Linked DNA regions of Homo sapiens: region 2 is linked to region 1. A link is an interaction called in ENCODE POLR2A ChIA-PET data of the cell type or tissue named here. Cell type or tissue: Panc1. All regions are shown on one strand. Links, peaks and the distances in the headings refer to the core of each region. The heading gives the core; the rest is flanking DNA.

Region 1 (16,446 bases), core at 3,173-11,172:
TTTGAGACAGGAGATTTTTCTGGAAATATGGGGGAAAAAAGGGAAGAGAAGTTTAAGGAATATTATTAAGGAACAGGAGATCAGCAGGGTAAAGAACTGTCTGAAACGACTCTCCTTTCTTCCTGCCTACCATGTATATATTGATTGTTTCCTAAATGGAAATGGAGAAAATGGATTAGGGTCTCTTGACTATGTATTTAGAATTTATTCAATTCATTCAGTCAGCAAGTAGTACTTATCGATAGGTAGCTATGTGTCTAGGCATTTAGGGAATACAGCCAGATAGAAAACAGATAGATTCTAGTATAGCATTTTACAATAAGTGAAGTGGATAAAAGAAAAGTTACAGATTACAGCCTTTCTTTCTCTCCTGTTTTTTTTTTTTTGTTTTTTGGTGGGTAGACTGAGTCTCCCTTCGTTGCTCAGGCTGGAGTGCAGTGGTACAGTCTTGGCTCACTGCAACCTCTGCCTCCCAGGTTCAAAAGATTCTCAGCCTCCTGAGTAGCTGGGATTACAGGCGTGTGCCACCACGGCCAGCTAATTTTTTGCATTTTTATGTTTGTTTGTTTGTTTGTTTATTATTTTGAGATAGAGTCTCCCTCTGTTGCCCAGGCTGGAGTGCAGTGGCAAGATCTAAGCTCACTGTAGTGTCTGCCTCCTGGTTCAAGTGATTGTTGTGCCTCAGCCTCCCAAGTAGCTGGGACTGCAGGTGTTCATCACCGTGCCTGGCTAATTTTTGTATTTTTAGTAGAAATGGGACTTCACCATGTTGACCAGGCTAGTCTCGAACTCCTGGCCTCAAGTGATCCACCCAACTCAGCCTCCCAAAGTGTTTGGATTACAGGTGTGAGCCACCATGCCTGGCCAGATTATAGCTTTCAACAGGATCATCAGGTGTTATTCTGGGGAGGAGAGTGGGTGGATATCATATTTAAAAATCAGATCGCTACATATACAACAGCCCCCTGACGTCTTTCTATGACACGTGGGTATTGGTTTTGCAAAAACTAAAATGAACCTGTTGCCCTCTGCACACTCACTCTCTCTCCCTTCCCCACTTCTTCATAGTCTAACTCAGAATTAAAGGGATCATAGAGCACGTTTACGCCAACCTGCTTTTTATTTTTATTTTATTTATTTATTTTTATTTTTCAGACAGAGTTTCGCTCTTACTGCCCAGGCTGGAGTGCAATGGTGTGATCTTGGCTCACTGCAACCTCCGCCTCCCGGGTTCAAGTGATTCTCCTGCCTCAGCCTCCCGAGTAGCTGGGATTACAGGCATCCGCTACCACGCCCGGCTAATTTTGTATTTTTAGTAGAGACGAGGTTTCTCCATGTTGGTCAGGCTGGTCTCAAACTCCTGACCTCAAGTGATCCTCCCACCTCAGCCTCCCAAAGTGCTGGTATTACAGGCGTGAGCCACCATGCCTGGCCCCAACCTGCTTTAAAAAAAAATAAACTTGGGAGCTGTGACCACCATGGGAGAAATTACTTGTTCAGGGGTAACCCACAGTGCTAGGGGTAGACCAGATCTTCTGTATCGAATGCAAGTTATATAAAATATTTGCTTAGGTATTCTGAGCACATTGTCAAAACGTGTTGATTCTTTGCTTGTTGTCTTTGCCTATCTTTCAGGCATGGTGTATTTCTCAGATTGGGGAAGAAAAGATGATTTTTCTTACATGATTTTTCTTATAAGTTTTCTCACTTTTAACTAATCCATGTGTGACTGGGGATGGAACCACAGTTCAGGCAAGGAGTATGAGGGCCAATTTATTTGTTGGACATCCTCTCTACAGCCTTGGAGGTGGTGTCCAATCCCCAATTTTTTGGCTTGATCTGTTGTTCTCCAGCTTAAAGTTTCTCTCCTGATATGTATCTGTTTATAGTTTATAGTGCTGGAAGAAACTGATTCCAGCTCTGATGTTAATTATTAAATCCTGTGAGTTACAAATTCTCATTAATTTATATTGGGCACAGCAATTTGCACAAGCCCTCCAGCATTATTTTTACATTCGTTCACAGGGCCATATTCCATAATTTCTAGGTGGCAAACGTTTATATTTGAGTAGCTACTACATACAGAGCAATGTTCTAGATACTGGGGATACTGCATTGAAGAAAACAGAAGTCTTTGCTCTTATGCAGCTTGCTTTCTGTGAGTGGGGAAAGGCAAGACAATAAAGATATTGTTAACTGATTATTTGTGTTGTGAAGAATAAGAAAGCAGGGAAGGGGGCATAGAAGTACTGGGAGAAGGTTGTCCTCTTTTTTTTTTTTTTTGGAGACAGAGTCTTGCTCTGTTGCCCAGGCTGGAGTGCAGTGGCGCGATCTCAGTTCACTGCAAGCTCTGCCTCCTGGGTTCACTCCATTCTCCTGCCTCAGCCTCCCTAGTAGCTGGGACTACAGGTGCCTGTCACCACGCCTGGCTAATTTTTTGTATTTGTAGTAGAGAGGGGGTTTCACTGTGTTAGCCAGGATGGTCTCGATCTCCTGACCTCGTGACCCACCCGCCTCGGCCTCCCAAAGTGCTAGGATTACAGGCGTGAGCCACCGTGCCCGGCCGAAGGTTGTCCTTTTAACCAGGTAGTCACAACACCCTTTGAAGTAGGGACTGCTTTATTCCAGTTTTATCAGTGAGGAATCTGAGGCACAGATTAAATATTTACCCAAGATCACACAGCAGTACACTGGGATTCCATCCCAAGCTGCCTTGCTCAAGTCTGTACTCTGCTGTTTGAAGAAACCTATTCCTATTTTAACTTCACCCATTCAACTGTGACATGCTTGGAGAAACATATCTGCAAGTGGAGAAGGCCTCAGAGAGTCACAGTGGAACTGAACCATTGGCACCAGTCCTTCTCGGTAGTTTTTTTTCTTGCCCCCAGGCCTTTATTCTGATTCATGACTATTTGTTATTCCAGGCTCCTTGCCAAGTCATCCCTACCCTGTGTCAGGTTCAGAATTCTGTGCGAGTTTTTTGTTTGTTTGTTTGTGACAGGGTCGCACTTTGTTACCCAGGCTGGGGTGCAGTGGCGCAATTTCTGCTCACTGCGACCTCTGCCCCCACCTTCAAGGGATTCTCCCACCTCAGCCTTCCCAAGTAGCTGGGAATACAGATGCCGTGCCACCTGTAGTCATGTTTCACTTAGATACTGAAATTAACTCAGCTAATGTCAGTTTGAAAATAGTCACATTTTCACAGTGACAACAAGCTTGAGCTGGGGAACTAGGTCTGACCTGAGAATGAGATAAAATATTGAAGAATTTGATAAGACTATTCTCTCAGTTGAGGTGAATTAACTTGTAGCCTCAATTATATATTTTTTCAGAGTTCTTGATACATTGCCAGGAGGATGGCCATTTGAGAAACGAAAATAGAAGAGTTCTTCCTAAACTGCTTATGTGTACTGATTCAGAGCAGGAGTCTTTCTTGACAAGAATTCCTTATAGTAGGCTTCATTCATTTGTCTTGGAAAAAAGCACCCATCCAGCTTGTGGTATAAGTAATCCCATGCATACTGCCTTCAGGGAAGATGGAAAATGTACTTACAGGTTCAATATCGCTTATCTAAAATGCTTGGGACCAGAAGTGTTTGGGATTTTGGATTTTTTTCAGGTTTTGTATATTTGCGTTATATACTGGTTGAGCATCCCAAATCTGAAAATCCAAAATGTTCCATTGAGTACTTCCTTTGAGTGTGAAATCTTTGCTCAGAAAGTTTTGGATTTTGTAGCATTTCAGATTTTGGATTTTTAGATTTTTGCTCGAGATGTACCAGTTTTTCTTCTGTGACTGTATACTTCCTTTTTCTTGATCTTTTTACTTTTTAGTATTTATTTGTTTATTTTTGAAATGGAGTCTTGCTCCATTGCCCAGGCTGGAATGCAGTGGTGTGATCTCGGCTCACTGCAACCTCCACTGCCAGGGTTCAAGCAATTCTCCAGCCTCAGCCTCCCGAGTAGCTGGGATTACAGGCATGCACCACCACCATGCCCAGCTAATTTGTTGTTGTTGTTGTTGTTTTTTGAGACAGAGTCTTGCTCTGTCACCCAGGCTGGAGTGCAGTGGCACCATCTCGCCTCACTGCAACCTCCGCCTCCCAGGTTCAAGCGATTCTCCTGCCTCAGCCTCCTGAGTTGCTGGGATTACAGGCGCGTACCACCACATTTGGCTAATTTTTGTATTTTTAGTAGAGATAGGGTTTCACCATGTTGGCCAAGCTGGTCATGAACTCCTGACCTCAAGTGATCTGCCCGCCTCAGCCTCCCAAAGTGCTGGGATTACAGGCATGAGCCACTGCGCCCAGCCTGTATTTTTTTTTCGTAGAGATGGGGTTTCACCATGCTGGCCAGGCTGGTCTTCAGCTCCTGTCCTCAAGTGATCCACCTGCTTTGGTCTTCCAAAGTGCCGGGATTACAGGCATGAATCATCATGCCTGGCCTCTTTTTAATTTTTAAAAATTACATATTGATTGTTGGCCAGGCGCAGTGGCTCATGCCTGTAATCCCAGCACTTTGGGAGGCCGAAATGAGTGGATCACTCAACCTCAAGAGTTTGAGACCAGCTGACCAGCCTGGACAACATGGCAAAACCCTGTGTATACAAAAAATACAAAATTAGCTGGGCCTAGTGGTACACACCTGTGGTCCTAGCTACTCAGGAGGCTGAGGCGGGAAGATTACTTGAGGTTGCATGGAGATCAAGCCACTGCATTCCAGCCTGGGTGATGGAGTGAGACCCTGTCTCCAAAAAAAAAAAAAAAATCACATATTGATTGTAAAAACAAACACAGCACTCTATTCAGTTTCTCTCCTGAGAAATAACAATTGGAATTTCAGTATTAACAGATTGTTTTTTCTTACCATATTTGTATGAAATGTTTTTCATCCTTGTAAAATCAAGTTCCTTGATTGTACCTTGGTAGAGAAAGATTCTCTAGCTTAAGATAGGAACTAGATTTGTAAAAGTTAAGCAGTGTTTCATTTAAAAAGTGGTGGAAGTGGCTGGGTTTGGTGGCTCATGCTTGTAATCCCAGCAGATTGGGAGGCCAAGGCAGGCAGGTCACTTGGGGCCAGGAGTTCGAGACCAGCCTGGCCAACATGGTGAAACCCTGTCTCTACTAAAAATACAAAAATTAGCTGAGCGTAGTGGTGCACGCCTGTAATCCCAGCTACTCGGAAGGTTGAGGCAGGAGAATCTCTTGAACCCAGAAGTGGAGTTTGTATTGAACCGAGATTGCACCACTGCACTCCCGCCTGGGTGACAGAGTGAGATTCTGTCTCCAAAACCAAAAAAAGTGATGGAAGTATTGTTAATTTATAGAATTATTATTGGTACTTTTAGGTAAATAGTTCAAATATCAAAAATAAAAGTTAACCTACTGTTAGAATTCAAGTAAGATGTATAATTTTAAATCAAAAGCGGGCAGGATTAACTTGCAGCTTCTACTCGGATGGACAAAACAGTGTGTGGAGACTCACATCGTGAACTTTTGCTTCAAGAACTACCGCAGGAACATAACAGTAAAACCGAAATTATTCACAGACCCTTTGAAATAAGCGGCTTGTCGCTGCAAATTCCATGAGACAGCCAAAAGCTGTGAGTGCCCAAAGTGAAGAGGGGGAAAGTCTGCCTCTGAACACACATCCTCACTGGGGAACCTGAAAATCCAGATCATGGGAGAAGGATTTAACCTTACCTGGAGCTGATACGAATTTAGAGAGCCAAATGAAATATAAAAGTTGATGCAAGGCCAGGCGCGGTGGCTCCCAGCCAAAAAGTGCTGTAATCCCAGCACTTTGGGAGGCCAAGGTGGGTGGATCATCTGCAGTCAGGAGTTCGAGACCAGCCTGGCTAACGTGGCGAAATCCTATCTCTACTAAAAATACAGAAATTAGCTGGGCATGTGGCACATGCCTGTAATCCCAGCTACTTAGGCAGCTGAGGCAGGAGAATCGCTTTAACCAAGGAGGCGGAGGCTGCAGTGAGCTGAGATGGTGCCGCTGCACTCCAGCCTGGGCCACAGAATGTGACTCTGTCTCAAAAAAAAAAAAAAAAAAAAAAAAAAAATATCGAGGCAGCAGCAAGAAGGAGCCCTGTAGACACTTCTAGTCCCCAGGGAAGCCATTTCTGACTTTTATCTTACCAGGGGTTCTTGGGAAAGGCTGCCATTAGAAATGGGGAAGGACCACAGGGAGAAGAAAACTTACAGCCTAACTTTGTAATAATTTTGACTGAGTGCAAATTTTCCTGGGCAATATTTGGGAGTGGGCAAACCGAAAGTGCAGATACTGGCACAGAAGTTAGGGCAGGCAGGGAGGGGCAAGACCTGAAATCCTTGCCTGCTTTCTCAGCAGGGGCTTTTGTAGCCTGGGGCAAAATCTCAGCCTTGCTCTAAGGCTGCCTGGATATAACGGTGTTGTCAGGGCATGGTGGGACTGAGACCGGCCTTGCTGGTTGTGGAGGAATTCGGTGAGGCCTGTCACTGCCAGCTTGCCCCCAACTCCCTGGTGATCTGTTTGAAGCAGCAGAGGCAACCATAATCCCCCAGGGAATACAATTTTATTGGCCTGAGAATCACACCCCCATCCCCCATCCTCCCATCTCCCACCCCCTCCCCCTCCCTCCGCCCTGTGGCCACAGCAAGCCCCGCCCAAGGAGAGTCTCAGATATGCCTAACCTGGCCCTTACTTGATGGTCTTTTTCCGCCCTGGTAGCGTAAAACAAAACACATAATATCTTGAGAGCTCTATGGTGCCACCCATCACCTGATAAATCAGAATACTTATCCAAGTGACCTTAGGGCAAACTTGTATCCCCCGCCCCGTACTACTGCAGTCGATGTTGTATTGAAAGCGCCACCTTCTGACTGGAGGCCAACCAACTGAAGCCATTACAGCAACTCATAAAAGAACAACTCTGCACCAAGAAAGGAGAAAATAATAGCAAATTCCACTGCCTGTAACATCCTAGCTAACCAGAGGTTCTGAGTCTGTCCATGTTACAACTTCACTGCCAGCACAACCAGCATTTGAGAAAACCAGTGCACTAAACAAAACTACCAAGGACCCTCACAGGGTCCACTTCATTCCCCTGCTACCTCCATCGGAGCAGATGCCACAGCTGAGAGACCGGGATACTGATCACATTACAGGACTCTTTGCAGACACTCCCCAGTACCAGCCCGGACCCCAGTAGCTCTACTAGGTGGCTAGATGCAGAAGAGCAGCAACAATCACTGTAGTCCAGCTCTCAGGAACCTCATCCCTAGGGGAAGGGGGAGAGCACCATGTCAGGGGATCACCCCATGGGACAAAAGAATCTGAACAACAGCTATTGAGCCCCAGATCTTTCCTCTGACATTAGAAAAAAACAAAAAAACAAAAAAAACAAGATACGGACAAAAAAATCTCCAGAGAAATAAAATCAATAAAACAACAATCACAACTTCAGGAAATGAAAGACACACTTAAATACAAAATACACTGGAAAATTTCAATAGAATTGAACAAGAAAGAAGTTGAGGGCTCAAAGATAAGGCTTTTTAATTAACCCAGTGTGACAAAAAAGAAAAAAACTGAATAAAGCCTCCAATAAGTTTGAGATTATGTTAAACGATCAAGCCTAAGAATAATTGGTGTTGTTGAGGAAGAAGGGAAATCTAAAAATTTGGAAAACTTATTTGAGGGAATGATTGAGGAAAATTTCCCTGGCCTTGCTAGAGATCTATACATCCAAATACGAGAAACTCAAATAACTCCTGGGAAATGCATTGCAAAAAGATTATCACCTAGGCACACAGTCATCAGGCTAACTAAAATAAAGATGAAGAAAAGAACCTTAAGAACTGTTAGGGAAAAGCATAAAGGAAAACCTGTCAGATTAACAGCACGTTTTTCAGCAGAAACCCTGCAAGCTAGAAGGGATTGGAGTCCTATGTTTAGCCTCCTTAAACAAAACAATTACCAGCCACGAATTTTGTATCCAGTGAAACTAAGCTTCATAAATAAAGGAAAGATAAAAGTCTTATTCAGACAAACAAATGCTGAGAGAATTCGACACCACCAAGCCAGCACTACAGGAACTGCTAAAAGGAGTTCTAAATCTTTTTTTTTTTTTTTTTTTGGAGACAGAGTTTCGCTCTCGTTGCCCAGGCTGGAGTGCAATGGTGCGATCCCGGCTCACCACAACCTCCACCTCCTGGGTTCTAGTGATTCTCCTGCCTCAGCCTCCCGAGTAGCTGGGATTACAGGCATGTGCCACCACGCCCGGCTAATTTTTTGTATTTTTAGTAGAGACAGGGTTTCTCCATGTAGGTCAGGCTGGTCTCGAACTCCCAACCTCAGGTGATCTGCCCCCCTCAGCCTCCCAAAGTGCTGGGATGAACAGGCGTGAGCCCAGTTCTAAATCTTGAAACAAAACAAAACTTCAAAGTACACCAAAATAGAACCTCCTTAAAGCATAAATCTCACGGGGCCTATAAAACAATAACACAAGGAAAAAATACCAAGATATTCAGGCAGCAGCGAGAACGATGAATAGAATAGTAGCTAACATCTCAATACTAACGTTGAATGTAAATGGCCTAAATGCTCCACAAAGAATACAGAGTGGCAGAATGGGTAAGAATTCACCAACCAAGTATCTGCTGTCTTCAAGAGACTCACCTAACACATAAGGACTCACATAAACATAAGGTAAAGGAGTGAAAAAAGATATTCCATGCAAATGGACATGAAAAGCAAACAGGAGTCGCTATCCGGAGTCGCTATCCTTATATCAGACGAAACAGACTTTAAAGCAGTAACAGTTAACAAAGACAAGGAGGGACATTATGTAATGATAAAAGGACTGGTCCAACAGGAAAATATCATAATCCTAAATATATTTGCATTTAACACTGGAGCTCCCAAATTTACAAAACAATTGCTACTAGAAAACAGCAGCACAATAATAGTGGAGGACTTCAATACTCCACTGACAGCACTAGACAAGTCATCAAGATGGAAAGTTAACAAAGAAACAATGGGCTTGAACTATACAACAAAAGTGACCAAATGAGAATCAAATCAAGAACTCAACTGCTTTTACAATAGCTGCAAAAACAAACAAACAAAACTAGGAATAGACCTAAGAGCTGAAAGACCTCTACAAGGAAAACTACAAAATACTGCTGAAAGAAACCATAGGTGACACAAACAAACAGAAACATATCCCATGCTTCTCATTATTTCTTGCCCCCTGCTCCCAGCAACCACTGATATTTCTGTATATGAATTTGCCTATTCTGTACATTTCATAAAATGGGATCTCAAAATGTAGCCTTTTGTGTCTGGCTTCTCTCATTGAGCATGATTATGTTAGTCTGTTCTTGTGTTGCTATAAAGAAATACCTGAGGCTGGGAAATTTATAAAGAAAAGTTTCATTGGCTTGCAGTTCTGCAGACTTTATACAAAGCATGGTGCCGCATCGGTTTCTGGTGAGGCCTCAGGAAGCTTAGGGAAAGGAGGCGATATCACATGGTGATAGAGGGAAAGAGAGAGTTGTGGGGAGATGCCATGCTTTTTTTTTTTTTTTAAATTGAGATGGAGTCTTGCTCTGTTGCCCAGGCTGGAGTGCAATGGCGCATTCTTGGCTCACTGCAACTTCTGCCCCCCCAGGTTCAAATGAGTCTCCTGCCTCTGCCTCCCTAGTAGCTGGGATTACAGACACCTGCCACCACGCCCAGCTTTTTTTTTTGAGATGGACTCTCGCTCTTGTTGTCCAGGCTAGAGTGCAATGGCTTGATCTCAGCTCACTGCAACCTCTGCCTCTTGGGTTCAAGCGATTCTCCTGCTTCAGCCTCCTGAGTAGCTGGGACTATAGGCATGTGCCACCACACCCGGCTAATTTTGTATTTTTAGTAGAGATAGGGTTTCACCATGTTGGTCAGGCTGGTCTTGAACTCCCGACCTCAGGTGATCCACCCGCCTTGGCCTCCCAAAGTGCTGAGATTACAGGTGTGAACCACCGCGCCTGACCCTAATTTTTGTATTTTTAGCAGAGATGGGATTTCACCATGTTGGTCAGGCTGGTCTTGAATTCCTGACCTCAGGTGATCCACCTCGGCATCCCAAAGTGCTGGGATTACAGGCGTGAGCCACTGCACCCAGCCAGTGCCATGTTCTTTTAAACAACCAGATCTTTCGTGGACTACCAAAGCGAGATCTCATCTCGCTCTTCACCAAGTGGATGGCGCTAAGCCATTCATAAGGGATCCACCCGCAAAATCCAGATACCTCCCACGAAGTCCCATCTGCAACACTGGGGATTACAGTACATGAGATTTGTAGGGGACAAATATCCAAACCATATCACATGGTCATTTCAAGATTCATGTTGTGCAAGTAATTGGGTAGTTAGCTGCTCTCTATTAGGTGTTGAAGATGGCCTTCAACCTGACACTTTGGCAAAGATCTGAATAATAAGTAACAATTCAGGTGAAAATCAGGGTCATGGAAAGAACATTTAAGGGAAATAATACAGCTAGTGCAAAATCCCTAAAGCCGGAAAGATGAGGGAAACAAAAGGCTGATATTTGTAAGCATGGTGGATGCGGATTGGGAATGGTATGAGATGAGCTTGGAGAGGTGGGCATGGGCCAGCCCATGTAGTTCTTTGTAAGCCAGGGAAAGTAGTCTAGATTTTATTCTGCTTTTTCGAGAAGCCATTGGAGGGTTTTATGCAAAGGAGTGGCATAATACAACATGTTTATAAAAGACCACCCTTCTACTTTCTGTCTCTCTGAATTTGGCTGCTGTATGTACCTCATACAAGTAGAATCATACACTGTTTTTCTTTTTGTAACTGGCTTATTTCAGTTAGCAGGTCCTCAAGGTTTATCCATGTTGTAGCATATATCACAATTTCCTTTCTTTATAAGGCGAATAATACTCTTTTGTAAGGCTGAGCGTGGTGGTTCATGCCTATATTCCCAGCACCTTGGAGGGCTGAGGTGGTGGTTCACTTGAAGTCAGGAGTTTGAAACCAGCCTGGCCAACATGGTGAAACCTTGTCTCTGCTAAAAAAAAAAAAATACAAAAGTTAGTCCAGTGTGGTGGCAGGTACCTGTAGTCCCAGCTACTTAGGAGGCTGAGGCAGGAGGATCACTTGAACCTGGGAGGCGGAGGTTGTAGTGACCCAAGATTGCACCACTGCACTCCAGCCTGGGTGATTGCGCAAGACTCTGTCTCAAGGAAAAAAAATGTCATTGTAATATACATCACATTTTGTTTATTCATCATTGATAAATACTTGGGGTTGCTTCCACCTTTTGGCTATTGTGAATAATGTTGCTATGAACACGGGTGGACAAGTATCTCTTCAACCCTGCTTTCAGTTCTTTTTGGTATATACCCAGAAGTGGAATTGCTAGATCATATGGTAATTCAGTTTTTTATTTTGTGAGGAACTGCCATACTGTTTTTCATAGTGGCTGTACCATTTTATATTCCCACCAACAGTGCAGAGAGATTCCAGTTTCTCCAAATCCTCGCCAACACTTGTTATTTTCTTTTTAATTTTTTTATAGTAACTATCCTAATGAGTGTGAGATGGTGGTTTTCATTTACACTTCCTTTTGCCATTTTTTAATCAGGTTTTTTTTTTTTTTTTTGCTGTTCAGTTTTAGGAGTTATATATTCTGGATATTAACCCCTTACTAGACATGATTTACATGTATTTTCACTTATTACATAAGTTACATTTTTTACTGTAATAAAATACACATAACATAAAATGTACCATCTTAACCATTTAAATGTACAGTTCAGTAGCATTAAGTACATACAGTACATTCACCTTTTTGTGCAGCCACCACCACTCTCCATCTCCAGAACTTTTTCATCTTCCTAAACTGAAATTCTACCCATTAAACAATAACTCCTCATTGCCTCCTCCAGCCCCTGGGAAACAACATTCTACTCCTAGACTACTTTCAGACTCCATTTCTTCCTTCACTTAATAAAAGAGAGGGTCCACTGCTGACTAATAGGATTGTTTTTATATGTGGAGGCCTTCTTGGAAACGTGATTGATTTATTTTAGAGAATAGTAATAGAAAATAGGGTTGTTGAAAGAAAAGAGATAGAGACAAAAACTGGTTGGGTGTTTTCATACTGGATGTCTTATCCGCAGGCCTCAGCATTCCTGCCTCGGTTCTGCCTGATTCTTTTACATCAAGAAGTTGATCTTGCTAGCCATTTCCATGTTGTAGATCTGCCAGCAGGTTTCATAGATTTCCCTTTGTTCCTGGTGGCATGGCTTCTCACAGTACAAAAATTAGCCAGGCATGGTGGTGGACGCCTGTAATCCCAGCTGCACGGGAGGCTGAGGCAGGAGAATCGCTTGAACCCAGGAGGCAGAGGTTGCAGTGAGCCGAGATCATGCCATTGCACTCCAGCCTGGGCGACAGAGCAAGACTCCATTTCAAAAATAAAAATAAATAAATAATTTGAGGAACAAATCTATTGTGATATGTTCTTTTGTAGTGTTTCATTGCCTTTAGGTTTAGGAAATCTGTCTCCATTCAGATATTTACCCGTATTTTCTAAAAGTTTTAATAATTTTACATTATCCTTTCTTATCTACCTGGAATTTATTTAGTATATGATTATGTGACCCACTGTGTTTTCAGTAGATTCTCACTTTGCTTTGTTGTAAAATATCTGATTAGAGATTCCATGTAATGATAGGTATTTTGAGATTGTTGTTATTGGAGATTATTTTGTTGGTCTTTAAAATGTCATTATCTCCTAAGTTTATTTTGTTTTATTTACAAGACACTATTGCAACAGGAACAAGCAAGCCAGGGGAAGATAAATAAGCTTCCTATGGAAGCTTAAATTTTATATTTACTCTACAAAGAGTTGTACTGCCTTAAGAGATTTACTTAATATTATGATTTGTTTTGTAGTACAAATTAGAAATCTGCCCACATATTTCCTTCTTTTCCTTAAAGTCTGGAGGGCCTGTAGAATGTGGCACGGGCAGGAGGATACAGGGTTTGTGGAGATGCACCGTGTATCACATATGTCTGTGCAAAACCATTCGTGTTAGGATCCTAAAACTATCATCAGTGGAAACACTGGCAGTTTTAGTGAGCTGGTCACATTTCATGAATGCAAGATGTTAGACTTCTATAGCAGGGTGTGTGTCATCTAGAGCAAGTTATTGACTGTACAGGTATTTGAGCTCCACCAGAATTCCCTAGAGGAAAGAAAGTGTGTTCCTCATTGAACATAATGGAAATAGTAAGACGTTCAGGCAGTCTGGTCTGCAGCATTCGAATGTTTCTTGCATCTCAAACTTCTTAAGACTGTGATTCCCATGTCTGTTTTCAGCGACTTCTCTTCGTGGTCTTTCCCAAAAGTAAAGTAGCTAATTGGCTGTGCTTCTGTTGCCCGCCCGCCTGCCTTCTTTCTTTTTTTCTTTCTTTCTTTCTTTCTTTTTCTTTCTTTCTTTCTTTTTCTTTCTCTCTCTTTCTTTTCTTTCTTTCTTTCCTTCTTTCCTTCCTTCCTTCCTTCCTTCTTTCCTTCCATCCTTCCTTCCCTCCTTCCCTCCCTCCCTTTCTCTCTCTCTTTCTTTCTTGGAGACAGTCTCACTCTGTCACCCAGGCTATAGTGCAGTGGTGTGATCTTGGCTCACTACAACCTCTGCTTCTCAGGTTCAAGTGATTCCCCTGCTTCAGCCTCCCAAGTAGCTGGGATTACCAGCATTCACCACCACACTCGGCTAATTTTTGTATTTTTAGTAGAGAGAGGGTTTTACCATGTTGGCCAGGCTGGCCTCGAACTCCTGACTTCAAGTGATCCGCTCCCTTCTGCCTCCCAAAGTGCTGGTATTACAGAGGTGAACCACCACACCCGGCCATGTGCATAACATCATTTATTTTCTTGAAGCACTTATGTAAGTATAACCCATTTAAGTCCTTATTTCACTGGCTTTTGGGATCACATTTTCCATTAATGCCCAATTCTTAATGATTTGAGCGCTTGCTTTTCTTAAATTCAGTTGAACAGTTTGTCTGGCTTTCCTCTCCAGGTATTTCTGGGACTTCCTGGGTAAACTGCTTGTCCTTCCAGCCAGTCCTTTGACCCATGGCCCATTGGTCACCAGCTTCCCTAAGGTGTTCTCACTGGTGTCACTTTGGCTCAAGTTTAGGCCCAGCTCCTAGATTATAGTTTGGGCCTAGTTCCTAGGCTATTAATATTTAATAAAGGATTTAACAGAAGGGCATCAGAACAAAGAGAACTTAAAGCTGCATATGAAATATGGCTTCACTAAAAGTATACTGGTCCAAGTTCTGCTCAGGGCTTCTCTCTTCCTGATGCTTGGCGTACTGCTGTCCATAGGGCTAGCCTATCTTTCCTCAGGGAGTACCCTGAAAACTACTGATTCCCCTCCAGGGTCAACTCCAAACTGTGATCAGTTAGCTTTGCTTTGAATAAAAATTGCCAGCCTTGGCAACATGGTGAAACCTAGTCTCTACAAAAAAAAAAAAAAAAAATTAAGTCTGTTGTGGTGGTGTATGCCTGTAGTCCCAGCTACTCAGCACTGAGGCGGGAGGATCACTTGAGCCCCCAGGAATTCAAGGGGGCAGTGAGCTGTGATCATGACACTGCACCTCAACCTGGGTGACAGGTTTCAAAAAATTAAAAAAATTGATGCTGCCTTTTAGGAGGCAGTGTAGCAATATATCTTGAAATTTTAAGAAAATTCACATACTGTTTGAACCAGCAATTCTACTTCTAGAAATGTACTTTTATGGATATATTTTCAAATGCTTGCCAAACTATATGTATGTACAAGAATATTAATAATAGCTTTGTAATAGCAAAACACTGAGAACAACCTAAATGTAATACAGGATTTAAAAAAAATACAGAGATGGTTCCTCCCTAACAAAGAAAGAATTGGCTTTGTTGAAAAGAATAACCTAGATCTGTATGTGGCTAACTTTTTTTTGTGCTCTGGGTCTCCATTGGATTTGGTAAAAACTGTAGTGCCAGAATATGATTGCCCCTGAGATGAAGCTGCTGGAGCATACAGTTGAGCTCAAGGTGCTGTCTGTTCTCCGGAACAGAACAAGCAAGAGTGTGGCTTCAAAGAGTATAGGTTACAGCAGGCCATCTAGTGGAGGCCTGTTGCCTCAGGGTCAGCTCCTGCCTGGTTACCCTGTTCTAGAGGTTGAATATGCTGTGATGTGCAGTGTATGCTTTATTTGTGCCCTTGGGTCTCCACTTCTGATTGGTATAGGTCTCTGTTTTTCTGCTTCTGACTTGGCTGTCCTAGGCACTTAGGTTTCTTCATTTGAACTCCTTCCTGGCCGATGCCTTTTCACTGTCCACCTGCTTTAGCCCCTTCACACCTTCACTACCATGAGCTTGCCCTCTGTCATTCCAGCTACCATGGTTCAGTCCAAGTCATCTCTCACCTGCACTGTGGAAACAGCCACCTGACTAACTCTTCACCTCAAAGCTGGATAAGTGGCTATATAATATGGGAGGCTTTCAGTGGACTTCGATTTGGGTGAGCCTTTGCTGCCCTCTTCTGGTCTCTAGCTGCTATAGCCGGCAGCTGCTACTAATTAACTTTTTCTACTTTGATTTGTGTTAACATTTCTGGGTGAAACTGCTTATGCTGATTGTTTTGCAGTAGTAGATCAAGTTGTAGCATGCTTGTAGATACTGCGTAGGCTAAATGCTGTTCAGCCAATATGCCTTTTCCCTCAGTGCAGCTTTATCTTTTGTTTTTTGGGTTTTTTTTGTATTTTTGGTGGAGATGGGGTTTCATCATGCTGTCCAGGCTAATCTCAAACTCCTGAGCTCAAATGATCTGCCCGCCTTGGCCTCTCAAAGTGCTGGGATTACAGGCGTGAGCCACCGCGCCCGGCCCAGTGCAGCTTTATGTTATTCAGTCCTTTTAGCTGGTTTTGGAGGAAGAAAGGAAACTTAGGGATGACAGCAAAGCTAGCTTCAGGGAAGATTTTGAAATTTATTTTTTCTGCATCCCTTTTCCTCTCTTTTCACTGCCCGCTTTCTGTTGTTCCTGTGCTTCATTTCTCCTTGGGAATTTACCAAGCGAGAAACGTAGAATCAGCCACTGCTGTGAAATATTTACATATCATTAACAGAACTATTTATTAAGCACATGGTATGTGCTAACCCCTTGCCAGATTTGGTAAGACTTAGTCCTTGGCTTCAAGAAGTTTACTATTTATTGGGCAGAAGTGTCAAGTAAATACAAAGTTGGAAGGCAGAATGATTAATGCTATTTTAGAACACACAGGAGAGGCCACTAACTCGGCAATAGAGATTGAGGTTGTTGGAGTGAGATTATAGTAGGGATACTTGGATGTGGATGTGATGGCAGAACAGTACTGACAGTGTTAACCAATGAGGAAC
Region 2 (16,446 bases), core at 3,264-11,263, 96 kb before region 1:
CCCCATCTCTAATAAAATTACCAAAAAAAAAAAAAGAGCTGGGTATGGTGGTGTGCGCGTGTAATCCCAGCTACTTCGGAGACTGAGGCAGGGGAATTGCTTGAACCAGGGTGGTGGAGGTTGCAATGAGCCGAGATTGCGCCACTTCCAGCCTGGAAGACAGAGCAAGACTCCTCAAAAAAAAAAAAAAAAAAGAAAAGAAAATTAGCCGGGTGTGGTGGATCACACCTGTAGTCCCACTGTAGTCCCAGCTACATAACAGGCTGAGGCAGGAGAATCACTTGAACCCAGGAGGTGGAGGCTGCAGTGAGCCGAGATCATTCCACTGCACTCCAGCTTGGGCGACAGAGCGAGACTCCTTTTTTTAAAAAAAGAAAGGAAAAAGAAAAGGCCGGGTGCGGTGGCTCATGCCTGTAATCGCAGCACTTTGGGAGGCTGAGGCGGGCGGATCACCTGAGGTCAGGAGTTCGAGACCAGCCTGACCAACATGGAGAAACCCCGTCACTACTAATAAAAACACAAAATTAGCCAGGCATGGTGGCGCATGCCTGTAATCCCAGCTACTCAGGAGGATGAGGCAGGAGAATCGCTTGAACCCAGGAGGCAGAGGTTGCAGTGAGCTGAGATCACGCCATTGCACTCCAGCCTGGGCAACAAGAGCGAAACTCCGTCTCAAAAAAAAAAAAAAAAAAATAGAAAAAGAATAGATAGGCTGAGCTCCAGCTAAGTAAGGCAATCCGATCTGCTCTGGGCTTCCCTAGATGTTCCCAGCTATAGCCATTTCTGGGACCAGGTCCTAGCATGGGGCCAGAGGAGAAATGTATTTGTTGCAATCCTTCCACCTGCATGGTGCACTCTCAATGGAGTTTTGCATTCTAAGGCCAGAGAGAGAGAGAAGCTAGGAATGGAGGAGGGCAATGGGAACAGGGGAAAGAGAAGGAGGCTTAGATTCTCAGGCTCAAAAAATGTCAGAGCAAAAAGGGACATTAGACAGCAGTTTAGTTCAATTTTTAAAAATCTTTTCTTTCTTTACAAAATTAACATACACTTGTGGAAATGGACTGCTAAAAATAGAAATAGACATTCCTCCCTCTCCTGTCTTCATTACAGATAGAAAAACAAGCTCTCAGAAGGAAGTGACTATGCAATGTCATCTAGTTAATGAATGTAAGGGAAGTCTTCATGGAGGCAGACAATGGGATTGAACAGGGTTGTTTCCTACAGAAAGAGAAGTTGCAATGTTGAGAAGTTTTATTCAATTATCCATGTTTATAGCTAGGAAGAGACTGAAAGGAAAATAAAAACACTAGGGCAGCCTGGCATGGTGGCTCACACCTGTAATCCCAGCACTTTGGGAGGCCGAGGCAGGCGGATCACCTGAGGTTGGGAGTTCAAGACCAGCCTGACCAACGTGAAGAAACCCTGTCTCTATGAAAAATACAAAAAATTAGCCGGGCGTGGTGGCAGGCGCCTGTAGTCCCAGCTACTCGGGAGGCTGAGGCAAGAGAATAGCTTGAACCCGGGAGGCAGAGGTTGCGGTGAGCGGAGATCGCGCCATTGCACTCCAGCCTGGGCAACAAGAGCGAAATTCTGCCTCCAAAAAAGCAAACAAACAAACAAAAAAACACTAGGGCTGTCTTCTTAAAAGAAATTAAATGTTTGTTATGATACTGTGCTAAGAGCTTTATGTGCTTTTTTGTGGGGGGCAGTGTGGGACAGGGTCCTACTCAGTTGACCAGGCTGGAGTGCAGTGGTGCATTAATAGCTCACTGCAGCCTCGAAGTCCTGGGCTTAAGGAATTCTCCCATCTCAGCCTCCTGAGTAGCTGGGACCACAGGCAAATGGCACAACACCTGGCTAATTGAAAAAAAAAAAAAGTCTGGACCGGGTGCGGTGGGTCACGCCTGTAATCCCAGCACTTTGGGGGGCCGACGTGGGCGGATCACTTGAGGTCAGGAGTTCGAGACCAGCCTGGCCAACGTGGTGAAACCCTGTCTTTACTAAAAATGCAAAAATTACCCAGGCGTGGTGGTGGGCGCCTGTAATCCCAGCTACTCAGAAGACTGAGGCAGGAGAATTGCTTGAATCCAGGAGGTGGAGGTTGCAGTGAGCTGAGATCACACCACTGCACTCCAATCTGGGCGACAGAGCAAGACCCCAGCTCCAAAAAAAAAAAATTCTGGCCAGGTGTGGTGGCTCACACCTGTAATTCCATCCCTTTGGGAAGCCAAGGCAGGTGGATCACTTGAGGCTGGGAGTTCAAGACCAGTCTGGGCAACATGGAGAAACTTAAAATACAAAAAATTAGCTGGGTCTGGTGGCGTGGGCCTGTGGTGCCAGCTATTTGGGAGGCTGAGGTGGGAGGATCACTTGAGCCTGGAAGGCAGAGGTTGCAGTGAGCCAAGATTGTGCCACTGCACTCCAGCCTGGGTGATAGAGGAAGACCCCATCTCTACAAAAAGAATTTTTTTTGTTTGTTTTGAGTCGGGGTCTCTCTTTTTTTTTTTTTTTTTTTGAGACGGAGTCTCGCTCTGTCGCCCAGGCTGCAGTGCAGTGGCGCGATTTCAGCTCACTGCAACCTCCGCCTCTCGGGTTCACGCCATTCTCCTGCCTCAGCCTCCCGAGTAGCTGGGACTACAGGTGCCCGCCCCCACGCCCGGCTAATTTTTGGTATTTTTAGTAGAGTCAGGGTTTCACCGTGTTAGCCAGGATGGTCTCGATCTCCTGACCTCGTGATCCGCCCGCTGCAGCCTCCCAAAGTGCTGGGATTACAGGCGTGAGCCACCGCGCCTGGCCACCTTGAGTCGGGGTCTCTCTAAGTTGCCCAGGCTGGTCTTGAATTCTTGGGCTCAAGCAGTCCTACCACCTTGGTCCCCCAAAGTGCTGAGATTACAAGGCATGAGCCACCACACCCAGCCTGCTTTATTATTTAAGCCTTATCTCACCCCGGGAGGGAGATATAGTTATTGGCATATTTGAAAAAAGGAAACTGAGGCTCAGAGGGCTAATTAATTTGCTCAAAGTCACACTGCTAGAAAAGTTGAGTAGTTAGAACTCAAGTCTTTCTGACTCCTAATCCCATAGGGCACTTGTGTGTAAATTTAAAACAGGTGACCCTACTTCTGGGCACTTGAAGCCCTGCACCAGAGTTTATGAACACAGTAAACATGGGCAGTACATTCCAGTCCAAGCCCATGGCTCCTTTTTTTTTTTTTTTTTTTTTGACAGAGTCTTGCTCTGTTGCCCAGGCTGCGATCTGGACTCACTGCAACCTCCACCTCCCAGGTTCAAATGATCCTCCCATCTCAGACTCCCGAGTAGTTGGGACTTTGGGCATGTGCCATCACGCCCGGCTAATTTTTGTAGTTTTTTGGTAGAGATGGGGTTTTGCCATGTTAGCCAGGTTGATTTTCTTAGTTCTAGCTGTGCCATTAAGGACGACAGAGCACATTTTAAAAATACACTTCCCCAAGACAGTTCTTCAACTATTGGAAAACAGTAAGTATGTCTCCCCAGACACACTCCAGGCCAAATGTCTTCCTGACCTCCATTTATCCCTCAAAGATCATCACTGCAAGTTCCTAGAAACAGGCTCATTCATTCAACAGATGTTTATCAAGCATATCATATGGACCAGGTCCTGTGAGAAGGACTGGGAATACGTAAGATAAATAAGACAGTCCCAGCAGTTAAGGGGATTATTATCTAATGGGAATGACAAACAGAGATGCTCCTAAGCCATTGCACTGGCCCTAGTAGAAGGTGTGTAAATATAGCAGGGGTCTAAGGAGGAGACAGTCAGCTCCACCCAGGAACCCAGTGGGGCTTCATAGAGGAGGTGGGACTTCTGCCCCACTAGGTCCATGCATAGATCCCTTTATCTTCCTTTTCATTCAAGGACTTTACCTCCTTCTGCCTTCTTTTCTTGGCATTTCTCTAACACATCCTGTTGGAGTGTTATGTTTCAGGAAAAATTTTAAAAATATATTCATCTGCCACCTTAGAAATGTTTTCATAAGAAGAAAATCTAGCAGCTTGTGACAAGAATGACTATTTCAGCACATAAAGTCTGAAATAATTTTACCAGCTCCCATTCTTCTTATAGTCCTTCCAACCTGGCTTCCTCTCTTTTGTCATTTTTTTTTTTCTTTTTCTTCATCTTTCTTTCAGTCTTTTTCTCACTCTCCCTTTCGAGGCATTTTGACATTCTCATAGTTGCTCCTGACAACGTAACTTTTTCACAAACTCAGAGTGGTTAAGTGACTTGGCAGAGGGCACAAGCTGGGAAGTGGCAGAAGCAGGATTTGAACCCAATTCTGATAAAATATTCACTCACATTCAGTTATAGGAAAACAGGTTGCAGGGTTTCTATTTGACCCTTTGTTAATCCAGGAAGGCATACTTGAAAATACAATCATTGCCGGGCGCAGTGGCTCACGCCTGTAATCCCAGTACTTTGGGAGGCTGAGGTGGGCGGATCACCTGAGGTCAGGAGTTCGAGACCAGCCTGACCAACGTGGAGAAACCCCGTCTCTACTACAAATACAAAAAAAAAATTAGCCAGGCGTGGTGGTGCATGCCTGTAATCCCAGCTACTCGGGAGGCTGAGGCGGGAGAATTGCTTGAACCTAGGAGGCGGAGGTTGTGGTGAGCCGAGATCGCGCCATTGCACTCCAGCCTGGGCAACAAAGCAAAACTCCATCTCAAAAAAAAAAAAAAAAGAAAACACAATCATTTCTATCAAATGTCAAAACTCAGGCCAAACTCCCCCATCTAGTTGCCTTCTATTCTTCCTGAATAAAATACCTACTCTTAACTGTGCCTAACCCATTTTTGCTAAACGTGCACATATCCAACTATTCAATCATCACCTTTACATTAAAAAATTGTCTTCTCAGAATGTTCTGAGCCGGTACATTTGTCAAAGTCCTTTACATTTTCTTATTTTTTAAATTTTAATTTTTTTTTTTTTAGAGACAGGGTCTTGTTTGTTGTCCAAGCTGGACTGCAGTGGTTATTCACAGGTACAATCATAACACACTGTAGCCTCGAACTCCTGGACTCAAGTGATCCTCCCGCCTCAGCCTCTTGAGTAACTGGGACTACAGGCATGCGCCACTGCGCCCAGCTTCAAAGTCCTTTATCTTATCTTGGAGAGATGCAGTGTGATATAGTAAACATGATGTTTTCTAAACTTCAGTAATTTGCATACCCCTTTCGTAATTTTTTTACTCCATTATTGTACTGACTACTCCCACCTCTTTTTTTTTTCCAGACAGGGGTCTCACTCTGTCACCCAGGCTGGAGTGCAGTGGCATGATCACAGCTCACTGCAAACTTGACCATCCGGGCTCAGGTGATCCTCCCACCTCAGCCTCCTAAGTAGCTGGGACTACAGTCGCATGCCACCACACCTGTCTAATTTTCTGTATTTTTTGTAAAGATGGGGTTTTACCATGTTGCCCTGACTGGCCTCGAACTCCTGGGCTCAAGCAATCCACCTGGTTTGGGCTCCCAAAGTGCTAGGATTATAGGTGTGAGCTACTGTACCTGGCCTCTACTTTAAAAAAATATGTATGTATATACTTTATATATATATAAAATACATGTATAATATATATTATATATATTATTTATATATATATTTTATATATTTATATATTTTTATTATATATAATATTATTTATATATAATATTATTTATATATATTATACATGTATAATGTATAATATATACATATATATTATTTATATAATATATTACATATTATATATTATATATATTACAATTATATATTATGTATATTATATGTATATAATATATACATATATAATATATATGATACATGTATTATATGATACATGTATTATATATTATACATGTATTATATATATTATACATATGTATAACATATATACATATATATTTTATACATATATATACATATATATTTTATACATATATATATATATATATACACATATATATATATATATTTTATTTTTTTTTTTTTAAGGGGGATGGAGTTTCACTCTTGTTGCCCAGGCTGGAGTGCAATGGCGTGATCTTGGCTCACCACAACCTCCACCTACTGGGTTCAAGCTATTCTCCTGCCTCAGCCTCCTGAGTAGCTGGGATTATAGGCATGTGCCATCATGCCCGGCTAATTTTGTATTTTTAGTAGAGACGGGGTTTCTCCATGTTGATCAGGCTGGTCTTGAACTCCCGACCTCAGGTGATCCGCCCACCTCGGCCTCCCAAAGTGCTGGGATTACAGGCGTAAGCCACCACACCCGGCCTAAAAAATACTTTTATTTTAATTCATTCATTTTTTTTTTAAGACTGTCTTGCTCTGTCCCCCAGGCTGGAGTGCAGTGGCACACTCTCGGTTTACTGTAACCTCCGCCTCCTGGGGTCAAGCGAGCACATCTGGCTAATTTTTGTATTTTTAGTAGAGATGGAGTTTCACCATGTTGGCCAGGCTGGTCTCGAGCTCCTGACCTCAAGTGATCCACCTGCCTCAGCCTCCCAAAGTGCTGGGATTACAGGTGTGAGCCACCATGCCCAGCCCATTCATCTTTTTATTTTAAAATTTAAAGAAAACTTTTGACCACTATATAATATCCTTATCTATAAAATCAGAGCTTGATGTGCTTTTTATATATTTCCTAAACTAAAATAAATGCATATTCCACTTATACTCATTAAATTTATACAAGTTAAAAATAGAAATGCAGGCTGGGCATGGTGGCTCACACCTGTAATCCCAGCACTTCGGGAGGCAGAGGCGGGTGAATCACGAGGTCAAGAGATCAAGACCATCCTGGCCAACATGGTGAAACCCCATCTCCACTAAAAATACAAAAATTAGCCCGGCATGGTGGCGTGTGCCTGTAATCCCGGCTACTCGGGAGGCTGAGGCAGGAGAATTGCTTGAACCTGGGAGACAGAGATTGCAGTGGGCTGAGATCGTGCCACTGCACTCCAGCCTGGCGACAGAGCCAGACTCTGTCTCAAAAAGAAAAAAAAAAAGAGAAATGCACAATTATTTGTATATGTAAAAGTTTGTCATGCACTACTTAAAATAATCTCAGGATTATTGCATTGCCACTGATTTGCTATGTGACCACAGGCAGGTCACCACCTTCCAACTCTGGTTCTCAGCTTCCAGATCTGGAAAATGAGGTAGCTGGATTGAAAGTTCTCTAAGTCCCCTTCCAGTTGTTATAATTCTTCTGAGTAGCTCCAGTCATTTTTAATATTGTTTTGAGGCTTTCCCTAGCTTTTGCTCCCAGAGGAAAGCCCAGTTGCTATTGCAGTTCAGTCAGATGCAGTTCAGTCAGATACACTAAGTATTTACAGAATGAGGAGAAGAATTTTCTTTGTGCCTGTGCTCAGGGAAAAAAGATCAGGCAAGTCTTCCAAGATGGGATTCGTGGTGCGCCCGAGGGCGGCTCGGGCAAAACTGTGGGCTTGATGCTATTGTAGAAAGTCAGATGTTGTCACCGTGGTTATAGATATTGCCATTTCTTAACCTTTTTTCCTCTGGACTATAAGCTCTTTGAAGGCAAGGGCTGAAATCCTCACAGTGTGTTAAGGCAATAGTGTCTTAGTAAATGTTTGAAAATGGGAACAGAAAAGAAAGGAGAAAAGGGAGAAGAGAGAAAAGGGAGGGAAAGGAGAGACGAGAAGGAGTGGGGCTGAAGGGCTTACCCTTTTATCCCTCAGAATAAATTATTTTGGTTTATTACAGGAGTGATACCTAGTTATAAAGGGATTCTGTCGCTATTTCTGCTATCTTATTTTTCAAGAATGCATAATTTCATATGGTAGAAACTGCAGGTAGGATCGTTTTCTAGTCTTTTCACCACAGTTGAGACTATTTTGAGGCCAGGTGCAGTGGCTCACGCCGGTAATACCAACACTTTGGGAGGCCGAGGACGGCGGATCACTTGAGGTCAGGAGTTGGAGACCAGCTGGCCAATATGGCGAAACCCCATTTCTAATAAAAATACAAAAATTGGCCGGGCTCGTGGCGGGTGCCTATAATCCCAGCTACTCAAGAGGCTGAGGCAGGAGAATCACCTGAACCTGGGAGCCAGAGGGTGCAGTGGGCTGATATTGCGCCACTGCTCTCCAGCCTGGGTGATAGAGTGAGACTCTGTCCCAAAAAAAAAACAACTATTTTGAGATTTCCCTCAAGTATCTTTGATCTATTATATATAAATGCACCCTATTTAAATGATTCAAATGCAATATTAATTATTATACCTTTCCATTAATCTATTTATTTATTGGAAAAATAATTTTGAGCCCCTACTATGCGTCAGGAATCGTGCTAGGTATTGTTGAGAATATAATGATGAATAAGATATGGTTCATAAGTTCAAAATTGGCCGGGCGCGGTGGCTCACACCTATAAATCCCAGCACTTTGGGAGGCCAAGGCAGGCAGATCACTTAGGAGTTCGAGACCAGCCTGACTAACATGGTGAAACCCCCTCTCTACCAAAAATACAAAAATTAGCTGGGCGTGGTTGCTCATGCTTGTAATCCCACCTACTGGGGAGGCTGAGACAGGAGAACTGCTTGAACCTGGTAGGCAGAGGTTGCAGTGAGCAGAGATTGCACCACTGCACTCGAGCCTGGACGACAGAGTGAGACTCCATCTCAAAAAACAAATCAAACAAAAAAAAAGTTCAAGTCTTCATAGTCTATTTTGGGAGACAGACAGGTAAATTAGAATAGACCCTTGACATTTGTGAATTACTATTCATTGTTTCAGCTACTCACAAACAGCCTCAAAGATCCAAGACATGAATTTAATTGTAATGAGAATAATTATACTGATATTGTGGGCTGTTGAGAGGATTAACTGAGATTATGCATTTTTAAACACCTAGTATGAATTTGAATCAAGAGCAATGTAAGAATTTCATGCAGGAGGGAATCACTTGGCTAGTCAAGCCAAACACAGGGTGAGCAACTGGAATGGGTTGCAGGGAGGAGGGAAGAAAATCCTGTTCTCCAAATCTGGAGAAGGGAAAATATTTCTTGCAACCAATAAAAATATGGTAGATTATTTTAAAAACCTGAAAAAAAATGAAAAAGGAAGAGCAGGAGCATGCTGGTGTAATTCCAGTGAAGATCACTCATCCTGCCATCTCTACATGGGTGATATTATCATTCCCTGTCTACACAAATATAGTTGTTCATATCAATACTTGCACAGCTTTGAATCACTTAGAACACAAATTTATGACTTTAGCTGTCTATCTTTGTTAACGCCGATGATATTATTTGAATATGTCAGAAGAAAAGTGTTTTTCTTTCTTTCTTTCTTTCTTTTTTTGAGACAGAGTCACTCTTTCACCCAGGCTGGAGTGCAGTGGCTCGATCTAGGCTTACTCCAACCTCCACCTCCTGGGTTCAAGCAACTCTGGTGCCCCCAAGAATTCCAAGAATTTCCACATAGAATTTCCTTGTTCCCCTCTGCACTCATCTTGAGCAAATCTGCCTTTTTCTCACATGGCAAACCTTCAGATATATGGAAACACTTCCCATGTCCTGTCGCTTTCCCTGAGATCCTTCCTCCACCAAGACAGTGGCCTCCATCCTTTCAGCCAGTTGTCATGAAGCATGACTCCTGGATTTTCTCTTTCAATTTGGTCTTACACCAGAAGTTTCATCCCAGCTTGAAGCTAGGAATAAATTAATCCACTTTAACAAAGGCAGGACCTAATTTCAGGTGCTGTCTGGGCTCCAGTCTGACTAAAATAAAGCCTCGTACATTACTTTATTTAATTCTCCTGCAATTAAAAGTCTTAAAAATAGATGGGGGAAGAAAGAGACACATAAAAAGTAAAATACCATCTCCAAAACTGTCACTTGATATCCACAAAATGTTACCTCCCCTGGGTTTTTATATTCATAGCTCCTTGCATAGTGGAGTTTTCCTTTTGGTTGCAGCTGCAGGCTGCTTTCCCGCTTCCCTTGGGAGTTGAACATCTAGGTCCCATTCTCCTATTTCTCCTTTCTCAAAGTCTTGGGTCCCTCTGATAGAATTACTATTCAGTACCTTTCCACGGGGCTCACACTTTCCACCTTGCAGGGTCAGTGGGAGTTTTTACAGAAGATTCAGCCTCCAGCTCAGGCCTCAAATCTCTAGTTAAGCCCCCCACCCACCTTTGGATTCAGCCTATCTTTCTGCTTCTAGATTCCCTGCCTTCACATATTTTATGAATATATACACCCACCCATGTAACCACCACACAGATCACGATACAGGATATTTATAGCTCCCCAGAAGGCTCCCTTCTGCCTCCAGTCAATACCTACCCCCTCAATAATAGCCACTATTCTGGTTAGTTTGGGCTGCATCTGAACTTCTGATAAGTGGAATTACCCAGTTTGCACTCTTTTGTGGCTGGCTCCTTTCTTTCACCATCATGCCCAAGAGATTCATCCATGTTGTGTGTAGCAGTGCTTTCTTTTTTTATTGCTGTGTTCATTGTGGCAAGGGATTCAATATCATTTCAATGTGAGTCCAACGTGTGGCCAAGATTGAGAACCATGGCTAGAGTCAGACAAAATAGGGTTGGAATTATATCTTCAAAACTACTGGATCTGGATTTGCCCCTGAAATGTCCATTATTAGGTGGTCTTTGAGTTCAACCAGACATTTACCCTCAATACCATAGGCTTTACTTTGCATCAGATTCACTCAGAAGGATTCAAGACATGACACACTGTGCCAGCAGAACAACATCTGGCACTTCTCTTCAGCAGAGTTATTGTAGTTATCCAGTGATTAGTCTTCTTTGGCCCCCCAGGTGACAGCTTAGGTGCAAGGAGACAGGATCATATTCACAGGTGCAGCGACAACCTTAGTTTAGATATGCCCTGTCCCGCTGGGCGCGGTGGCTCATGCCTGTAATCCCAGCACTTTGGGAGGCCAAGGAGGGCAGATCACCTGAGGTCAGGAGTTCAAGAACAGCCTGGCCAACATGGCAAAATCCCGTCTCTACTAAAAATACAAAAAAATTACCCGGGCCTGGTGGCATGCGCCTGTAGTCCCAGCTGCTCAGAAGGCTGAGGCACCAGAATCGCTTGAACCTGGGAGGCGGAGCTTGCAGTGAGTGGAGATCGCGCCACTGCACTCTAGCCTGGGCAACAGAACGAGACTCCGTCTCGGAAAAAAAAAAAAAAAAAAGAAGAAGAAGAAGAAGAAGAAATGCCCTGGCCGGGCGCAGTGGCTCACGCCTGTAATCCCAGCACTTTTGGAGGCAGAGGTGAGCGATCACGAGGTCAGGAGATCGAGACATCCTGGCTAACACTGTGAAACCCCGTCTCTACTAAAAATACAAAAAATTAGCCGGGCATGGTGGCGGGCGCCTGTCCCAGCTATTCGGGAGGCTGAGGCAGGAGAACAGCGTGAACCCGGGAGGCAGAGCTTGCAGTGAGCCGAGATCGCGCCACTGCGCTCCAGCCTGGGCGACAGAGCAAGACTCCGTCTCAAAAAAAAAAAAAAAGAAAGAAAAGAAAAGAAAAGAAATGCCCTGTCCCAAATAGGAATCATATCTAGTGTCTCGGGAGCATAGCTATCAGGTTCTCCATAGACGATGAACTGGTTACAAGTGTCACTGCAATTAGGGTGGCCCAAAGCTGTGTTCTCATCAGGTACTTATGTATCCTGGCCCAGAAGAAGTTTACCAATCAGGAGTTATTTTTACCATAAGCGATGCTGTTGAATACCACAGCTGACATTGCCCCTTTATTAGACTTCCAGGGGGACAGAGATGGAAAGTTAACCCATATTTGTCTTAAGAGAAGAAGAAAGGGGCTGGACACGATGGCTCACACCTGTAATCCCAGCACTTTGGGAGGCTAAGGTGGATGGAACACGAGGTCAGGAGATCCAGACCATCCTGGCTAACACAGTGAAACCCTGTCTCTACTAAAAATACAAAAAATTAGCTTGGCGTGGTGGCACACACCTGTAGTCCCAGCTACTCAGGAGCCTGAGGCGGGAGAATCACTTGAACCTGGGAGGTGGAGGTTGCAGTAAGCTGAGATCACACCACTGCACTCTAGTCTGGGCGACAGAGCTAGACTCCATTAAGAGAAGAAGAAGAAGGAGAAGGAGAAGAAGAAGACCCTTAATCATACTTTTCTTTTCTTTTTTTGAGACGGAGTCTTGCTTTGTCACCCAGACTGGAGTACAGTGGCATGATCTTGGCTCACTGCAACCTCCGCCTCCTAGGTTCAAGCGATTCTCCTGCCTCAGCCTCCCACGTAGTTGGGATTACAGGTCCTGCCACCATGTCCGGCTAATTTTTTTTTATTTTTAGTAGAGACGGGGTTTCACCATGTTGGCCAGGCTGGTCTCGAACTCCTGACCTCAGGTGATCTGCCCGCCTTGGCCTCCCAAAGTGCTGGGATTACAGGCGTGAGCCACGCACCCAGCAATTATACTTTTTTTTTAACTGACACATTGACCTGTGTAGACCATTAACCAACAAGATTATTCCTGAAAACGTCCGTGTTCCTTGAGCCAAAAAACAGTATTTGGCACATGAAGATGCTGAATTAATGTTTGTCAATTAGTGAATTAATGACAAATAACAACATTAGCAGGTTACATTCAACTTAAACAAAACCAAACCAATCAAAACTATTTGATTACTCTGTTACCTTCAGCAAGTCTTAATTTCTCGAAATCCCTGCTACTTTTATAAAATGGGACTTATTATGCTTCTCATGAGGATTAAATGAAATAATGTATGTAAATACACTACAAAGAGCTGCACTTAAACCTTACTCTTATTGATGGAGAAGGGAGGCCTAGAGAGAGGGTGGGACTTGTAGTGGCACGACATAGGATGGCATGACTGTCCAGGTCTCCTGACTCTCCGTCCAGAGCCTTTTCCACAATGCCACGCGGCCTCATCATCCAAGTTGTCTTGCCCAGTTAAGGTTTAGAAATCTCAAACGAATCAGGATTTTTGTCCAGTAGAGAGAACGTGTATGAAGATCCACTTTGCACTGTGGACCTGGCATTAAGGGTGTTCCTGGTACTAAGGGTAAAATCAAGATTTTTCTCATGGGCATAAGAAAAAGTGAAAATTGGCTGGGCGCAGTGGCTCACGCCTAAAATCCCAGCACTGTGGGAGGCCGAGGTGGGCGGATTGCCTGAGCTCAGAAGTTCCAGACCAGCCTGGGCAACACGGTGAAACCCTGTCTCTACTAAAATACAAAAAAAAAAAAAAATTAGCCAGGTGTAGTGGCATGCGCCGGTAGTCCCAGCTACTCGGGAGGCTGAGGCAGGAGAATTGCTTGAACCCGGGAGGCAGAGGTTGCAGTGAGCCGAGATCGCGCCACTGCACTCCAGCCTGGGTGACAGAGTGAGACTCTGTCTTAAAAAAAAAGAAAAAAAGAAAAAGTGAAAATTATGTTCCCAGCTTGCTGCTGATTAGCAGACATAGGGCAAATAGAACCTCTAAGCAGGCCAGGTGTGGAAGCTCACGCCTGTGATCCCAGCACTTTGGGAGGCCGAGGTGGGCAGATAGCCTGAGGTCGGGAGTTCGAGACCAGTCTGACCAACATGGAGAAACCTCGTCTCTACTAAAAATACAAAATTAACCGGGCATGGTGGCGCATGCCTATAATCCCAACTACTCGGGAGGCTGAGCAAAGAGAATTGCTTGAACCTGGGAGGCGGAGGTTGCGGTGAGCCGAGATCATGCCATTGCACTCCAGCCTGGGCAACAAGAGCGAAACTCCGTCTCAAAAAAAAAAAAAAAAAAAAATAGAACCTCTAAGCATTCATTCTTCAAGGCTGTTTCCTTTTTCCTTCCCAACAGCCTCTGCAGGGAGGGGGATGTGAAAAGCAATATGATCAGAATGTAATGAAGGAACAAATCTCACTGGGAGTCAAATACCATTGTTAAAAAAAAAAAAAAAAAGGCATCATGGGCAGAAGCCCAAAAATCAGAGGCTTCCCCCAGTGTTCTTTGAATCCATTTTTTAAGCTGTTAAAAACACCCTTAAAATAAACCTGCCATCTTGTGAGGACAGGAAGAAGGTTACCCGTCTTCCCGCCACCATCTGCAGACTGGCTCAGCTTTAGGCTTCTTTGAGCCACACTCCCCCGCCCCCAGCCTGTTCTTTATAACATGTCAGGGTGGGGTTGATTGTAGTTTCTTTCCCCAACTTAGCAAAATTCAGTCACAATTAAAATTTGACGTGAACCAAGGAGAGGCTACAGAAATAGTAGTTTACAATGCATTTTATTCTTGCAATTTGACATCTTCTAATAATTTCTGACACTGTGCTTGGCCCACTTGTGTTTATCAGTCTGAATTTGGATCAGATCAGTTTAAACCTCTATCTAGGATGAAAGCTCAATCTGTTGCTGGGGTAATGGCTCAGGGTATGGTTGGGATCAGGGTTCACCCTGTAGTTGTGATTAGGGCTCAGTGTGTGGGGCTAAGAGCTAGTCTGTGATTAGAGTAGAGACCAGTCTGTGATTAGCATTAGAGCTTAGTCTGGGCTGGAGTCAGGTCTCAGCCTGTGGCAGAGATCAGAATTGTGTGTGGTGAGCTCTAGGATTCAATCAGGTAATAACACTATACGGCTCTATTCCAGGAAAGAAAGGGCAGGAAGTGTTGGTCAGGAGTTCAAAGTCCATTGAGGGTCTATCAGACCGGAAGACTGAGCAGATGGAAAATCAAGGAACCAAGAGGGGTTTAAAATAGTGACCCCCCACCAAAATGGCAGAAGTTAAAAGGACTGACAATAGCAAGAGTCTGTGAGGATGTGCAGCAACTGGAACATTTTTGTGTGTAGAGACAAAGTCTCACTCTGTTGCCCAGGCTGGAGTGCAGTGGCACGATCATAGCTCACTGCAGCCTCGAACACTTGAGTTCAAGTGATCCTCATGCCTCAGCCTTCCAAAGTGCTGGAACTACAAGCATAAGCCACTATACCCGGCCCAACAACTGAAATTTTTTTTACATTGCTAGTGGGAGTATAATTTGTACAACTACATTGGACAACTGCTTGGCAGTATATGTAAAGTTAAATATACATATCTATGCCCTGTGACTCAGCACTTTCAATCCTGGAATGAACAAACAACTACTACATACAACAACATGGATAAATCTCACAAAATAGTGTCAAGCAAAAGAAACCAGACACGAACAAGTAGTCACCATATAATTCCATTTATACAAAATTTAAAAACAGGCAAAATTAATTCATGATGATAGGAATCAGAAGAGTAGTTACATTTAGGGGGTATGGACTTGAGGGGGCCTGAGGGAGCCTTCCGGAGAGATGGTATGATCTATATCTTTTTTTTTTTTTTTTTTTTTTTGAGATGGAGTTTGAGTTTCACTCTTGTTGCCCAGGCTGGAGTGCAATGGTGCAATCTCTGCTCACTGCAACCTCTGCATCCTGGGTTCAAGCAATTCTCCTGCCTCAGCCTCCCGAGTAGCTGGGATTACAGGCATGCGCCACCATGCCTGGCTAATTTTTTTTGTATTTTTAGTAGAGACGGGGTTTCTCCATGTTGGTCAGGCTAGTCTCGAACTCCTGACCTCAGGTGATCCACCCGCCTCCTCAGCTTTCCAAAGCGCTGGGATTACAGGTGTGAGCCACTGTGCCTGACCAGTATGGTCTATATGTTTTGATCCAGATCATGGTTACACAGGTGAACATATATAAAAATTCACTGAGCTGAATATTTAATGTTTGTTGAGGAGTTAATTCCACAGTCATGACTTTTCTGCTATGGCAATTGTGATGTTACTGTCATGGCTTGTTGAGTCGGGGGGTGGTCCTGGAGGTACTGGGCTTGCAAGGGTGCAGTCCTTGAGGCAACTATGCTGGGCAATGATGTAGTATTAAAAGCCGTGGATGGCTGGATGCTGTGACTCATGCCTGTAATCCCAGCACTTTGGGAGGCCGAGGTGGGTGGACCACATGAGGTCAGGAGTTTGAGACCAACCTGGCCAACATGGCGAAACCCAGTCTGTACTTAAAAAACAGAAAAATTGCCGGGCACGGTGGCTCACACCTGTAATCCCAGCACTTTGGGAGGCCGAGGCGGGCGGATCATGAGGTCAGGAGATCGAGACCATCCTGGCTAACACGGTGAAACCCCATCTCTACTAAAAATACAAAAAATTAGCCAGGCGTGGTGGTGGGGCCTGTAGTCCCACCTACTCGCGAGGCTGAGGCAGGAGAATGGCGTGAACCCCAGAGGCGGAGCTTGTAGTGAGCCGAGGTCCAGCCACTGCTCTCTAGCCTGGGCAACAGGGCGAAACTCTGTCTCAAAAAAAAAAAAAAAAAATTAGCCGGGTGTGGTGGTGCACATCTATAGACCCAGCTACTAAGGAGGCTGAGGCACAAGAATTGCTTGAACCTGGGAGGCAAGTTTGCA

Evidence for each region. Peaks named below come from ENCODE experiments on the same cell type or tissue, not always from the same donor. Only the 100,000 strongest peaks of a DNase experiment are listed, where the experiment ranks them.
Region 2: POLR2A ChIA-PET joins it to region 1 with 11 read pairs; 5 of 35 experiments call an interaction of 5 or more read pairs at or near these places.

Annotation. Positions count from the first base shown.
Region 1 is chr9:36,406,370-36,422,815 of GRCh38, reverse strand. LOC124902152 (a long non-coding RNA gene) reads left to right here and starts at 8,426. Exons shown (of 2, transcript XR_007061475.1): 1 at 8,426-16,446. It also overlaps a transcript of RNF38 not described here and the pseudogene MRPS21P4. RefSeq lists an enhancer at 6,506-7,128. In Panc1, for the core only: no CTCF peak of the experiment used is centred there; no DNase peak of the experiment used is centred there; H3K27ac peaks cover 366 bases.
Region 2 is chr9:36,502,019-36,518,464 of GRCh38, reverse strand. No RefSeq gene overlaps it. Among named protein-coding and RNA genes, the nearest start is that of MELK, 63 kb to the left of the region's middle. In Panc1, for the core only: no CTCF peak of the experiment used is centred there; no DNase peak of the experiment used is centred there.